Linked DNA regions of Mus musculus: region 1 is linked to region 2. A link is a contact called in ENCODE Hi-C or POLR2A ChIA-PET data. All regions are on one chromosome and are shown on one strand. The core of a region is the stretch at or near the end of the contact, and the rest is flanking DNA. Distances in the headings are between cores, read along the strand shown. Region 1 holds the start of Lrrc56 (leucine rich repeat containing 56). Region 2 holds the start of Phrf1 (PHD and ring finger domains 1).

Region 1 (6,677 bases), core at 1,428-3,927, 35 kb after region 2:
CATACCCCGCCCTAGCTTCTGTTCAGTTTTTTTTTTTTTTCCAATTTGGCTGATACCGTCCCTTTGCTTCTCTATTTTTAAAAAGAGATGTATGTATCCATTTTACAATTTGTGTGTGTGTGTGTGTGTGTGTGTGTGTATGTGGAGGCCAGAGAACAACTTTGGGTGCCATTCCTGGGGTGCCATCTTCTTCTTTTGAGATAAGGTTTCTCACTGGCCTGGGACTCACCAAGTAAGCTAAGCTTTGTCTCCACAGTGCTGGGATTATAAGCTCACACTACCATGCCTGGCATTTTGTATGATAATTTTGGGGATCAAGCTCAGGTCTTCATGTAGACAAAGCAATCAATTTGCTGTCTGAGCTATCTCCTTGGCCCCTGGTTCTATATTTGTTTCCCACACTGTCCACACAATGAGCACCGGCTCCAAGCTCCAAGCTTTGCTGTCTGGGGGCATCACAAAGGCTGTGAGTTGAGGCTGGAAAGCTAGCTCAGTGGTTTAGAGCACTTGCTCCTTTTACAGAGGACCTATGTTTGATTCCTAGCATCCATGATGGGTGGCTCCACATACACACACACACACACACACACACACAGACACACACACACACACGCTTATAAGATAAAGATTTTTTTAAAAGGCTGTGAGGCTAGGGATACTGTACAAGATGCCTGTAGTGACCAGCAGCAAGTGGCTACTGACAGTTCCCTGAGCTGCCCCTGACAATGGTTGTGGATCTGCCTTCATTAATGGTTTCATGAGTCTAAGTTTAGGATCAAGATAGCAGGCATTACCTCCAACCATCCACACAGTCTTCTGACTAAGTACCTGAAGGTAGCCGGCTCCTGCTGTAGGTCAAACATCCGGGCAAGGGGGCCACATGTGTCTACATGTAACACCTGTAAAAGAGAATTAGATTAGCTTCCTGGTTAGATCACTGTACTCTGTGGTACCTGAGCTGGCCAAGGTCACAGTATCCAGAAACAAGCAGGTACAAGAATGGGGGAGATGTTAGGTGGAGGCCTGGCCCTGAACTCCCTGTAACCATTCTAATGGAGGATAAAGCTTCTACAATGAGGATTCAGCCAGGGTCCCTCTTGGTCACCCAATGCAAATAAAGACATGATCCAAGTCCTACTTCTACTCCCAGAGGGGAGCCTGGGAATGCTCTTGTCAATCATCTGTGGGCCCGCCTCTCCTGCAGGCACTCCTTCCCATACTTTTTTTTCAGGTGCCTCTACACCTCTGGTAGGAAGTGCATAAACTGTTTCTCCTTAAAGATACAGAGGTCTGTGTTTGGCCCTAGATCTTATACTCAAGAGACAATGGCTAAGGTAAGAACTCTGTTCAGAACATTAAGTATATCCTTTCTTCTTAGTCCTCCTCCGTGGCCTCCATGCAGGTTTGGCCGACCCCTAACTCCTGTACTTCCTGCCGTTCCCAGATACATTTCTCTAGTTAGAGTGATCCCCTTCCACTGCACTTCATGACTTATTGCTTACTCTGTCCTGTATGTCTTGTCCCACAGACGTGGGTCGCCCAGGATCCCCCTAGCACAAAGGACATGGAGAGGAGGTGCTAGGCTCTCACCTGAGGGGTGGGCCAGAGTGCCCAAGACTTGGGGCGCAGCACTAGGCCCCTCCACCGCGGCGGTCGCTCTCTCAGGTGAGGGCTTTTTTTTTTAATTATTATTTTTACCACCGCGATGGGGTTGCAGGCCTGGCGCCATGGCAACGGGGGCGGGGCTCATTTGAATACCCAAATATTCGTGAGCCGCGGGCATCCGGGGCTTCGGTAAGATGAGCCCCGCCCCCTAGCAACGGTTGCCGGGACACGCGGCAGATCCGGTGGAAATGCTCCCTAGAGTAAGAGACAAGCCGGACGGCTGAACGCAGTGAAGGCACTCACGGTGGTTCAGAGAGCCGTCCGTGAGAGGCTTCTGGCCAGCTCTCGGTTATCTGCCTGCTAGATGAATAGAACAAGCCGAGCTTGCACCCCGGGCGGCGACCGGGGTGAGCGTGCAACCCCAGGCCTGCACGACCTGAGTAAAAGCCTGAGTTTTTCTGAGGACGTGCTTATTCGTTTCTTTGAAATTTCAAAAAGTGTTGAAAACATGTCATTTGCGTCTGACACAGATGTACCCTACTTGCTTGAGTGGGTGGAACACTTCATTTCGCCCCAATACCAACTTTTCTGACTTTCGGGGTCGTTCTTCAAATGGACGCAGTATGAGCTTCTGCAGTGTTGGGACCTCGAGTTTGAGAGCGGTAGGGGGGTCTTCTCCAAAACACGAAGAGCGCGGTGTGATGGGCCGACGCTGCCCCAGGATGGAGCCTTTGCTCCACCTCGACCTACGAGAACAGGCAGCTAGGGGTTCCGGCGAACTCTGTCTTCCTCTGTTATTCCGCGTCCGCGGTGCTGACTGTCCCCGACACCAATACCCGGTCGGGATGACCTTTCCACTCGTGGGCCTTTGGGCCTTTGGTGAGGCTGCAGGGTGGAGGCTCTGTAGTAGGTCCTCAACGCAACCCGAGCGTGCACCAGTTTCTCTCCGGAGAAATCCCGGGCTCGTAAGCACGGTCTCGGTCTGTCTCTTCTGCACCTAGGCACTAGACATCACTGTTGAGTGCAGGACCCAAGTTCCGGCACTGCCTTCCCCGCGGCTCCAGGAAGCCCCGCCCAGCTTCGGCTTCTGACGGATGGGTTGCTCAGCCAACCACAACAGGTCGCGGTGCGGAGGAGTTCGACCAATCACGGGCCGCCTCGAGTTGACGGACGGGCGTGGGGCGGAGCGGGGCGGGGCGAGCGCGGGCCCGGCCAAGTCCCCGCCGTCCGCTCCCGGCGCCCGCAGCCCGAGCCGCACCCGCCGCGGACGGAGCTCATGCGCGGGCCCAGCCGGCGCCCGTCCGCGCCCCCGCCCTGCCCCGGCCCCGGCCCCGGCCCCGGGGGCAGTCGCGCCAGCAAGCGGTGAGTGCGGGCACGGGGTGGGGCGCGGGGCGCAGGTGATCGGTGCTTCCTTGCTCCTCTCGGCCCGGCAGCGTGCCTAGCGTCCGGCTGCCCGCCTCTGCGGCCGGACTCGCTCTGCCTGTGGCCGTCCTCCCAGCGAGGCGCCGCCCGGGCCTCCGGAGACTCTGCGCCCCGCGGCCATCACGCTCGGGCCTCGGGGCCACAAGGACACCCGCGTTGGGCCCCAACCAGGGCCTTCTGCTCCCAGCCATCCCTCGCGTTCCTGTAGTCACCTGCTTCCCACACCCTCAGCCGTTTTTCCCCCCCTCTGTGAAAGCTCCCTGGCCCCTTGTGGAAGGTTTGTCTTAGTGGAGGGCAGGGTCCTTCTCCAGCCACCCTCCCCCCGCTGCCGGGACCGCGCCTGGCATGCAGTAGGCGCTCAGTAAATAGTTGTAGGTTGCACCCACATGCCGGCGGGCCAGAGCCGGTTGTAGGCTGGCATTGGCCTGCCTGGGCACGCCGAGGCCGCCGTGGCAGGACCTGTTTTTTGGGGGGTGGCCTCAGCCCTCAGGCGCCTCCAGTTGAGGGTTTCTGCCTACCTAGCGACTTCTAATTTGGGTGCGTGGTTGGGAGAAGCTCTCAGCTGTCAGCCCTGCCTTGGGGGCCTCTCCCTGCTTCCTCACACAGCCATTAAGTGCTGTTTGAGGAGGTTGGGGGGTGGGGGTGGGGTCCTCCCTTTTCAAGCTGAAGGTGCCACAGGTGATCAACTGGGCCACTGGCAGGCCTGCCTGCTCAATGCTGGAGAGGGCCCTTGGGTCAGGCATCTATTAGCCGTCTCAAGTGGCAAGGGCCTTGGCTAAGTGTGCTTCTCATTGGCAGGTGGGGCAGGAGCTCCTGGATTGGCAGCCGCTGTAGAAGCTATGACAGAATACAAGCTTGTGGTGGTGGGCGCTGGAGGCGTGGGAAAGAGTGCCCTGACCATCCAGCTGATCCAGAACCACTTTGTGGACGAGTATGATCCCACTATAGAGGTGAGCTCTGCCTACCTGCCAGAGGTGGGCTGTGGCAGTGGTCATGGGTAAATGACCAAACAGCCCAGGTCTTGTAGGTGTTATGGGGTATGATCCATCAGGGTATGAGAGGTGCAAGGGTGTAGGCTGGTTCTGTGGATTCTCTGGTCTGAGGAGAGGTGAGACCCCACCCCCACCCCCCACCCCCACTAAGCCGTGTTGTTTTGCAGGACTCCTACCGGAAACAGGTGGTCATTGATGGGGAGACATGTCTACTGGACATCTTAGACACAGCAGGTCAAGAAGAGTATAGTGCCATGCGGGACCAGTACATGCGCACAGGGGAGGGCTTCCTCTGTGTATTTGCCATCAACAACACCAAGTCCTTCGAGGACATCCATCAGTACAGGTGAGCCACCTATGGCTAGCCCGTGAGCCCGTGGCACACGTGAGGAAGGTTCCGTGTGCACACTGAGGCTTTATGTCTTTTTTTGAATGTCCTGGACACAGTCATGCCTGCAGCCTGCTAGCTGGCTCATATCCACCCCATCCCCCTCCAGGGAGCAGATCAAGCGGGTGAAAGATTCAGATGATGTGCCAATGGTGCTGGTGGGCAACAAGTGTGACCTGGCTGCTCGCACTGTTGAGTCTCGGCAGGCCCAGGACCTTGCTCGCAGCTATGGCATCCCCTACATTGAAACATCAGCCAAGACCCGGCAGGTGAGCCTGTTTCCCTCTCCACAGCTAGTCAAGGATTTACCGCACCCCACCCCAGCCAGGGAGCAGAGCTCATTGCCGCTCTCCCTCAACACAGGGCAGCCGCTCTGGCTCCAGCTCCGGGACCCTCTGGGATCCCCCCTCCCCCGGGACCCATGTGACCCAGCGGCCCTCAAGCTGTAAGTCTCCCAGACCGCAGGGCTGTGAGGGAGGCAAGGGCCAGGGTCTGGGCTTATGCCCTGCAGTTCTGAGTTCACATAGCTCTAGGGCAGGATGGGGTCCCTGGAGAGAGCTGCCCTGAGCCAGGCCGGAGCGGCGACCCAGGGGCCTTAGTTCTTCTTGTCCCCAGTGTCCTGTGGATACTGGCTAGTTTTAAGCCCTTCAGTGTTGTTAGGCTGTTCAACTTGAGACGTACTGGGGGTCTGGGAGAGTCCTGAGTTAAGTGGCTCTGACTTTGAGTGATACTCAGGAGTGAACCCTATTTCAGGAGAGTGGCCTGTGCCTTTTGGATGGCCAGGGCCCAGCTCCCTATTTGTGTTGGTTTTGCAGCTGAGGAAGGGAGCCTCCAGCGTTGGGGTGTGACCTGATCTAGGCAGGGAGTTTCTTACCCAGACAGCACCCCTTTTCTCCCCAGAGTCCTCTCTGATCTAGTCCCTCTGTCCCCAGGGCGTGGAGGATGCCTTCTATACACTAGTCCGTGAGATTCGGCAGCATAAATTGCGGAAACTGAACCCACCCGATGAGAGTGGTCCTGGCTGCATGAGCTGCAAATGTGTGCTGTCCTGACACCAGGTGAGGCAGGGACCAGCGAGACGTCTGGGGCAGTGACCTCAGCTAGCCAGATGAACTTCATATCCACTCTGATGTCCTTGCTCCCCCAATTCTGCCAATCCCCCCCGCCTGCAGTCAGTCATGTCCTTTGTGCCCGTCCCGGCACAGGCTCAGGACATGGAGGTGCCGGATGCAGGGAGGAGGTGCCGACGGAAGGAAGGAAAGAGGCGGGAAGGAAGGAAACGGTGCTGGAGCCAGGCCAGTCCAGGGATGGTGGACAGATGTGACCAAGACCTTCGCATGGACAATTTGAACAGACTGTCATGAACTGTCCCTGTTGCCACTGGCACCCAAGTCCTCCACCCCTCTCAGTTCCCTCCGGGCGCCTGCCTGTGAGGGCACACGTTGCATCACAGTAAATTATTTGATGGTCTTGACTTGTCTCTGGCTGGAAGTAGGAGGTGCACTGCCTGTGGCCTCACAGAAGATGCTGGGCACCTGGGGTCCATCATCTGCCTTGCTCCTGTGCTAGAAGAGGCTGGGGAGGCTGGCCTGGGACCTCGGACTATACAGCCCTTCCCTTCTGCCTGTCCCAACTGTCTTGTGTTTGCTGCAGAAAGTTATAGGCAACACAAGGATAGTCAGGTGATATGACCTATTGTCCTTTAACTAATGGGAGGAGGAGGGCTCTGAGAGTAAGAGGGTATCCCTTGTCTCCAGCAGGAAACACATTTCCTGCATTCTGGGATCCATGAAATACAGCCTCAAGAGTGACAGAGTGTAAGATTTGCCCTGACCCAACATCCTGCAGCCCTCTGACCTGGGATGGAGATTCTAGGACTATGGAAATAGGGCCCTGATGTTATCTGTGTAGCCTCGGGTCCCACTGGTGCCTAGGGCCTGGCATCACAACTCCCTGAGAGGGTAGAAAGTGCCTCACTGGTTGCTCCCTCTTCTCTGAGGTGTACAGATGTTCTTCTCCAAGTCACCTGTATGGCCTTGAGAGGCACGTGCAGGTCAGATGGCTGCTCACTGCGTGCTTCCTTCTGGCTCTAGTCATGGCTACAGGAGGGTCCATCTGCTTATCCTGCTCCTCTTCCTGGCCACTGGGGCCCATGGTGGGTGCCCTTTATACTTTCCAGACTCGAGTGGAATTGGGTGAAGTCCCTCTGTTTAGGGCACTTGAAATGCAAGGAGCCTCCAATAGACATGATGTAGAGCCTGCTGCTGAGT
Region 2 (6,494 bases), core at 3,402-5,901:
ATTTGGAGAACCTCAACTGAGAAAATGCTCCCACCAGACAGTTTCGTGGCTAAGCCTGTAAAACATTTTCTTACTGATGTCGTGGAAGGGCCCAGCTCACTGCTGACAGTGCCACCCTGGGATGGTTGTCCCGGGCGCTGTTAAGAAAGTAGCAACACTCCTCCATGTCCCTCCTCCATGTCCTTTGCATCACTTCCTGCCTTGAGCTCCTGACCTTTCTACCTTAGATGATGGACCATGAGTAGGAAGATGAAATAAACTCTTTCCTCCCCAAGTTGCTTGTGGTCATGTTATATCACATCAACAGAAACCCTAAGACAGGTGAGAAAGGTAGCCATAGTGGGTGGGGCCATGCCAACCACATAGAGCCTTCACAGACTGCCCATAGGCCAGGGCAGCCATGAAGGTTTTCCAGAGTATAAGTGTGTCATTCAAGCATTATTCTCTGCATGAGTTTCAAGTTATAAACTTTCTCTAGTGCCCAGAAGCCAGGCCTTTTGAAATAATACCACAGAATGAGCTTTTTGAATAAGCAAAGAAAGAGCTACAAGACAGGACTAATGCCCTTTGTCCTAAAAGAGGTCCAGGCCACATGCCCCTAAGTGCCTGCTAAGCTGTTTTGCACCTAGATGATACTAGCAGTTGGCCCTCATAAAATGAATGGAGGCTACCAAGACCTCCGTGCTCATCCTCTCAGAGCTCCAGTCTCCCTACATTCTCCCATGGCTTATGTTGCACAATGTCCTTAGACATTTTCCCAGAAGAGATACCCACAGAATTCTATCACTAAACTTAACTTTAAAAATTAAAAACTCCAGCAGAAGTCAATTGTTGTTCCTATGACAGGTAACACCCTAAGAGATTCAAGGCAACTGGCTCAAATGGCTATAATCTTACCAGATCTATCCTCTGGGTCTTCCTCTTCAGACAGCCCCTCTGTTTCCTCCCCATCTGTGTCATCATCCTGCTCACTGCCTGTATCATCTTCAGAGTCTCCACTTTGGCCATTGCTGCTTTCTTCTAGATCACAAGGTAAAAGCACAGGCCCCAAAGGGCAGTGTCAAAGCAGGGAGCCAAAGCTGCTCTGGGAATATACAGGTCTACAACACCAGGCTACCCTGGTTGGGGTCGGGAGGGAGAGGAGGGGTTAGGGGCTGGCTAGAGAGATATAAAATGGGGAGCCATGTGTCATCTTACTCTGTATTTATGTTGCTAGCATTAAAAATAAGACAAGGTGGCTTGAAATACAGCTCAGCTAGTAGTGTGCACGCCTAGTATGATCAAGCCCTGGGTGCACCACCCAGCACCACCCAGCGCCCAGCACAGCGGTGCACATCTGTAACCGCAGCGTTGGTTTGAGAGGCAGAGGCACGGGGTCAGAAGCTCACGACCGTCCTCAGCAGGCCTCTGGGCCACAGGAGCCCAGGCAAAACTAAAACAAATCAATGAAAACCATGCATTCCCCTGTCTGGAGGTTTAGTCAGGAGGACCGCAGCTAGAAGCCATCCTATTCTACACAGCAAGACCCTGTTCCAAAAACTAGAGCCCCACAGCAGTCTTACTAAGCATGCACAAAGCTTTAGGTTCTATCCCTAATCCTCCCTCCTCACAAAAAGATGGAACACAATGACATGTGATTGTAGTCTTAGCTACCCGCACTTTGGGAGGCTGAGCTGGGCTGATCACACGAGTCAAGGGTTCAAGGACAGTCTGAACCACACCATCTTAAAAACAAGACAAAACAAAAAAAGCAAACAAAAAGACTGAATGTGCCGGGCGTGGTGGCGCACGCCTTTAATCCCAGCACTCGGGAGGCAGAGGCAGGCGGATTTCTGAGTTCGAGGCCAGCCTGGTCTACAGAGTGAGTTCCAGGACAGCCAGGGCTATACAGAGAAACCCTGTCTCGAAAAACCAAAAAAAAAAAAAAAAAAAAAAAAACTGAATGTACTATACTTCTATAACAATTTTTTTTAAGGTTAAAAGTGAAAGCTGACATTTAAGCTCCCAAGAGGAGCTTAGTAACCTGGAGAAAGCACCAGGTGCTATTCCTTTGCAGACACCCTGCCAGCATTGGGGTGTGGCAGTGGGGTGCTTACCAGCATCACTGGCCAGTTCTGAGGAGCCAACCCGTGGGGGTCCATCTGGCCCAGGGCTGTGCGCCACAAGCTCATCCAAGTTGTCGTCATCCATGGCTGCACATTGGAGTTCACCTCTGAAAGAGACCAGAACCAAATAACTCCAACCTTCCCTGGCTACAGAGCCCACTCTAAAAGGTGCCATTCCCAATAGGGACCTCCCTGGTGGCCTAAGCACTGTCACACATGTAGAATCTGAGCTGTGAGACACAACACACAGTACCCTAGTCATAGAGCCATGTGCAAATATAAAACATAAAATACATCTTCATAAGAGACAGTGACTAGTTTCCAGAACCAAATGCAAAGCAGGGTCTTCGTGCCTGAGGACTAGCAATGCTCTCACCCAAGCATTCCTGAAGAGTCCTAATACAGAAATGAACCAGACAGACATATGCGCTGAAACAGAGCAGCACTTTTCACCTGAGAGCCGGTCATCACGAGGACTCCAGTGGTGAGTCGCCCATTTGCCTGTCACTAAGTGGGCATGTCACTCTTGGCCAATGCTGGCCCACTGGCCTCTGCTCAGCTGGCCACCATCAGATTATAAACCTCAGATGAAGTTCCTGGGGACTATGGCATTCCTGTGGCCCAGGCTGAAAGGCAGAAGATGCTGGGCTGTCCCTCTCCTGACTTTGTCAGCTGGAACACCTGCTAGTCCTCCTTTGCAAGCCTGTAAGAACAATGTTTAAAAGACTTCCTGTCTTCACTCTTCTGACTTTGAGGCCAGTCTGGTCTACAGAGCAAGTTCCAGGATAGCCAGGCCTACACAGAGAAACCCTGCCTCAAAAACAAAAGAGAGAGAGCCAGGGAGTTGTGGCACACCTTTAATCCCAGCACTTGTGAGGCAGAGACAGGCGGATTCTAAGTTTGGGACCAGCCTTGTCTACAGAATGAGTTCCAGGACAGCCAGGGAGACACTGAGAAACCCTGTCTCAGAAACAAACAAACAAAACAAAAAACAAAAGAGAGAAAGAAGGATCATAAATGTCACTAGATATGACCTTCCTTCTGTACCAAGCTCTAGTTCCCCAAATAAGAACCTATTCATATATGTGGTCTTTACTCCTCTGTGCCACCTAACTTTCCCAGTTACTTCCAGAGGAAGCCCCTTTCACAGAAAATTCATTCAAAAACTCACTAGCCTATCCTGTGGTACCCTATGCTTCCCACCAAACCTAATGTCCACAGTCAGAGAAAAACAAAACAAAACAAAACAGCATAAGAAAGCTGAAAAATAGGGCTCAAGATCAGGGGCCCCAGATCCTAGAGGTCCATCGGCCTCAAGAACACACAGGCTATCCACTCAAAGCCACAGGGAAGGGCGAAACCCTTCTCCAAGAGGTCAAAGGCCAGGAGAAGAGCTGATGGTCTCTAAACACAGAGGGCATAACTTAAGGAATGTCAATTGTCACATGTTGCTCCTGCCTGGGAACAGTAAAGGGAGAAGAGTTCTGATAAACTATCTTACGTCTACCTGGTGCTCAGAGAATTTGCCACAGACTCCTGCTGAAACACACCGTCTCTGATATTAGAAAATGCAGACTGAGATAGACACAGAGCTTTGGCCCATTCATGACGGGGACCTCGGTCATGGTCCCAGTTTTCAGAAAAGAGGAGCTATAAGGAACTCTGTGAACCTCACTCACACAAGTCTTGGCTTTCTCTCAGTGCTGAGTGACGCCACAGGTTGCCCTTTTCACTCAGCATTCTTCCCAGAGGAATGAGTATAGAGTGGTCTATGGGGAGAAAGGAGGAATGCCGAGCTGCAAGTCAATCTCAAACTCCAACTGTGCTTCCAACCACTGGCCAAGATGACAGTCGCCAGACACGTTACTGTTTTCTGTTGCAGAGTACTCCTTTCAAGACACGATGGGAGCAACCCGGGGTTCAAACACAAGACAGGAAGACAGGTTTGAAAGCAATGTTGGCTCTGCCACTCTGCAGCGATGTAACACTGACAAGTGACTTTACCTCTCCGAACTATGGCTGTAAAGCTCCGACAGTGGTGCCTACTCGAGAATGCTGGGAGGGCTCCTCGAACTAAGGAAAACGATAATCGCGACATCAAGCACAATTTGGGCAAGTTCAGATGGTGCTGGCCAGGGCGAGGGCCATCAGGACAGAAAACCAGGTAGCTAGGGGTCACACCTTTCTTATGCACCAGTCCAGGTTCCCGCATGACCAGACAGGTGGCCGGCACCACGCCCATGGGCCTCCCGGTCGCAGCCGGACGTTCCGGGGCTCAGCTCGAGGCCTCAGCCACCCTCTCGTCCTCCGGACCGACCCGCGGCCAGAGCGACGTAGGCCTAGCCGGCCCGGAAGGCCACAGACAAAGCGTACGGCCACCATAGGTGGCCCGCGCGGCCGGACGCGACAGGGACACCGGGCCAGAGCGGCTACCGCACGTACCCGGGAACCTCGCGCCTCCCGGACGCTCCTAGACGATCCCGCCTCTGTCCGAACACGACCGCAAGTAGGCCGGTCAGCCGCCGCCGCCGTCGCCGCGCGCTCCCCGACCCGGAAGTGCACCCATACTCTTCCGGAACTTTCTGCCCTGCCCGTTGGTGGAAACTACTAAGGCCAAAACGGGGAGGAACTCGCGGCGGAGGATGACGAGACGTTAGCGCGTCCCCTTCCTCTCAGAACACCGACTAGCCCATCACAAGTACTGTCAGAGGAGAGCAGTGTTTTGCTGAGCGTGTGCTGTCCGAGCTCTCACCAGTGCACTAAACCAGGCTGTGGGTCTCACCTCCATGCAGTTGGTACAGTCCGACTCCCCATCCGCCGCGATGAATGGGAGCGGCCCCGGGACCACGTCTCCGCCCACAACCGTCCCGCCCTCCCGTGAGCGCCTCCTCCTGGTGGCTGGACTTAACTGCAGCCCGCGGCTGGAGGAGCGCTAGAGAAAAGCTTCAGGATGTCCCCTGGGTCTTCAGGTTCCCTTCCAGTATGCAGTTAATCATGATGGATCCTGTATATACGAGCTCCTCCGTCCCCTTCAGCCCGGCGAGGAGAGGCACAGTAACTTGTGAACACCGTGAAGAACTTAATTGTATGGCACAGATAATTAATAGAAAGAACAGAACTAGAGGTTACCGCCTGGCAGTAGGACACTTTCTTGCCTAGTACGCATAAAGGCCTGGTGAGAGGGGTCAAAGTATGGAGCATAATAGGATTAGGGGAAGAACCATGAGAGGACTCAGGGAAAATTCAGACCCACAAAACTGAGACTGACCTAGAGGCTGAGGGGATCAGAGGACACTGAGGTACTAAACAGGTGGCAATCATGGCTCACTGGACTCAACTGCCCATTTTGTGGTCCAGGGACCACTGTGGCTCAGAAGGGATGGCTTTTGATAGGAATAGAAGACAGACTGTAGCCGGGCAGTGGTGGTGCACGCTTTTAATCCCAGCACTTGGGATGCAGAGGCAGGCAGGCGGGTTTCTGAGTTCAAGGCCAGCCTGGTCTTCAGAGTGAGTTCCAGGACAGCCAGGGCTATACAGAGAAACCCTGTCTCGAAAACAACAAGAACAACAACAAAAAAAAAAAAGGAAAGAAAGAAAGAAAGAAAGAAAGAAAGAAAGAAAGAAAGAAAAAAAAAAAAAGAAAAGAAAAGAAAAGAAAAAGAAAGGAGGAGAAGACAGACTGTAGATTTACTGAGAAACTGGATGAGAGGGGCAGGGAGGAGAGGGAAGGAAGAATATGAAGATGAGGAGATAGGAGTCTACTTAGAAGAGGGAAAGCTAGGGTTATCCCCAGAGAGCAGAGGACAAAAGGCTGCCTTGGAGATAAAATGTGGTGGTAGTGGGGACCAGCTTTGGAACCTGGGACTTTCAGTGCTAAAAAGTCCAGATTCTACAAAGAAACTCAAGGGTAGGGTACTGAAGAAAACAAGAAAAGGAGAAGCAAACACATACATCAAGAAGGGATCTGGGGCTGGACAGGGTGACATAACCTTTACTCTCAGAAGAGACAGGCGGACCAGTGTGAGTTCAAGGCTAGCCTGGAGCACATAGCAAGTTCCAGAACAGCCAGAGCTACAAAGAGACCCTCTTTGTCTCAAAGGAAAGAAAGGACCTGGGAGCAGGGGGGTGGTTAAGATGGAGGGGTGCTTGACTGGCATGCCCAGAGCCATGGGTTCATCCCTGGCACAAAATAAATTAGATATGGAAGCATAGGCAAGATTATATAGAAGGTCATCCTTGCATACACAGGGAGTTCAAAAACAGTCTAGACTACATGAGACTCTTAACTCAAAAACGATGGGGCTGGGAGTAAGGCCCATCTGAGACTCTGAGAGTATCAGTCTTGGAGGAAGTATAGAGAAACTCAGAAGACTGAACAGGAAAGGCCAG

Evidence for each region. Hi-C counts contacts between places; a loop is a spot of excess contacts on that map. ChIA-PET counts read pairs that join two places held with the same protein, here RNA polymerase II (POLR2A).
Region 1: POLR2A ChIA-PET joins it to region 2 with 17 read pairs in Patski. The contact joins the promoter of Lrrc56 here to the promoter of Phrf1 in region 2. A Hi-C loop is called at or near these places in 1 of 37 maps with a recorded cell type or tissue (left cerebral cortex). POLR2A ChIA-PET finds 5 or more read pairs at or near these places in 5 of 5 experiments (Patski and embryonic stem cell).

Annotation. Positions count from the first base shown.
Region 1 is chr7:141,190,130-141,196,806 of GRCm38, reverse strand. Lrrc56 (leucine rich repeat containing 56) reads right to left here and starts at 2,677. Exons shown (of 13, transcript NM_001172064.1): 1 at 2,190-2,677; 2 at 829-899. Hras (Harvey rat sarcoma virus oncogene) reads left to right here and starts at 2,803. Exons shown (of 5, transcript NM_001130443.1): 1 at 2,803-2,967; 2 at 3,826-3,977; 3 at 4,187-4,365; 4 at 4,517-4,676; 5 at 5,340-6,677. The coding sequence starts at 3,867. The coding sequence ends at 5,459.
Region 2 is chr7:141,226,945-141,233,438 of GRCm38, reverse strand. Phrf1 (PHD and ring finger domains 1) reads right to left here and starts at 4,651. Exons shown (of 18, transcript NM_001081118.1): 1 at 4,548-4,651; 2 at 2,097-2,212; 3 at 898-1,020. The coding sequence starts at 2,190. Gm51460 reads left to right here and starts at 3,823. Exons shown (of 1, transcript XM_030243134.1): 1 at 3,823-5,233. The coding sequence starts at 4,228. The coding sequence ends at 4,716.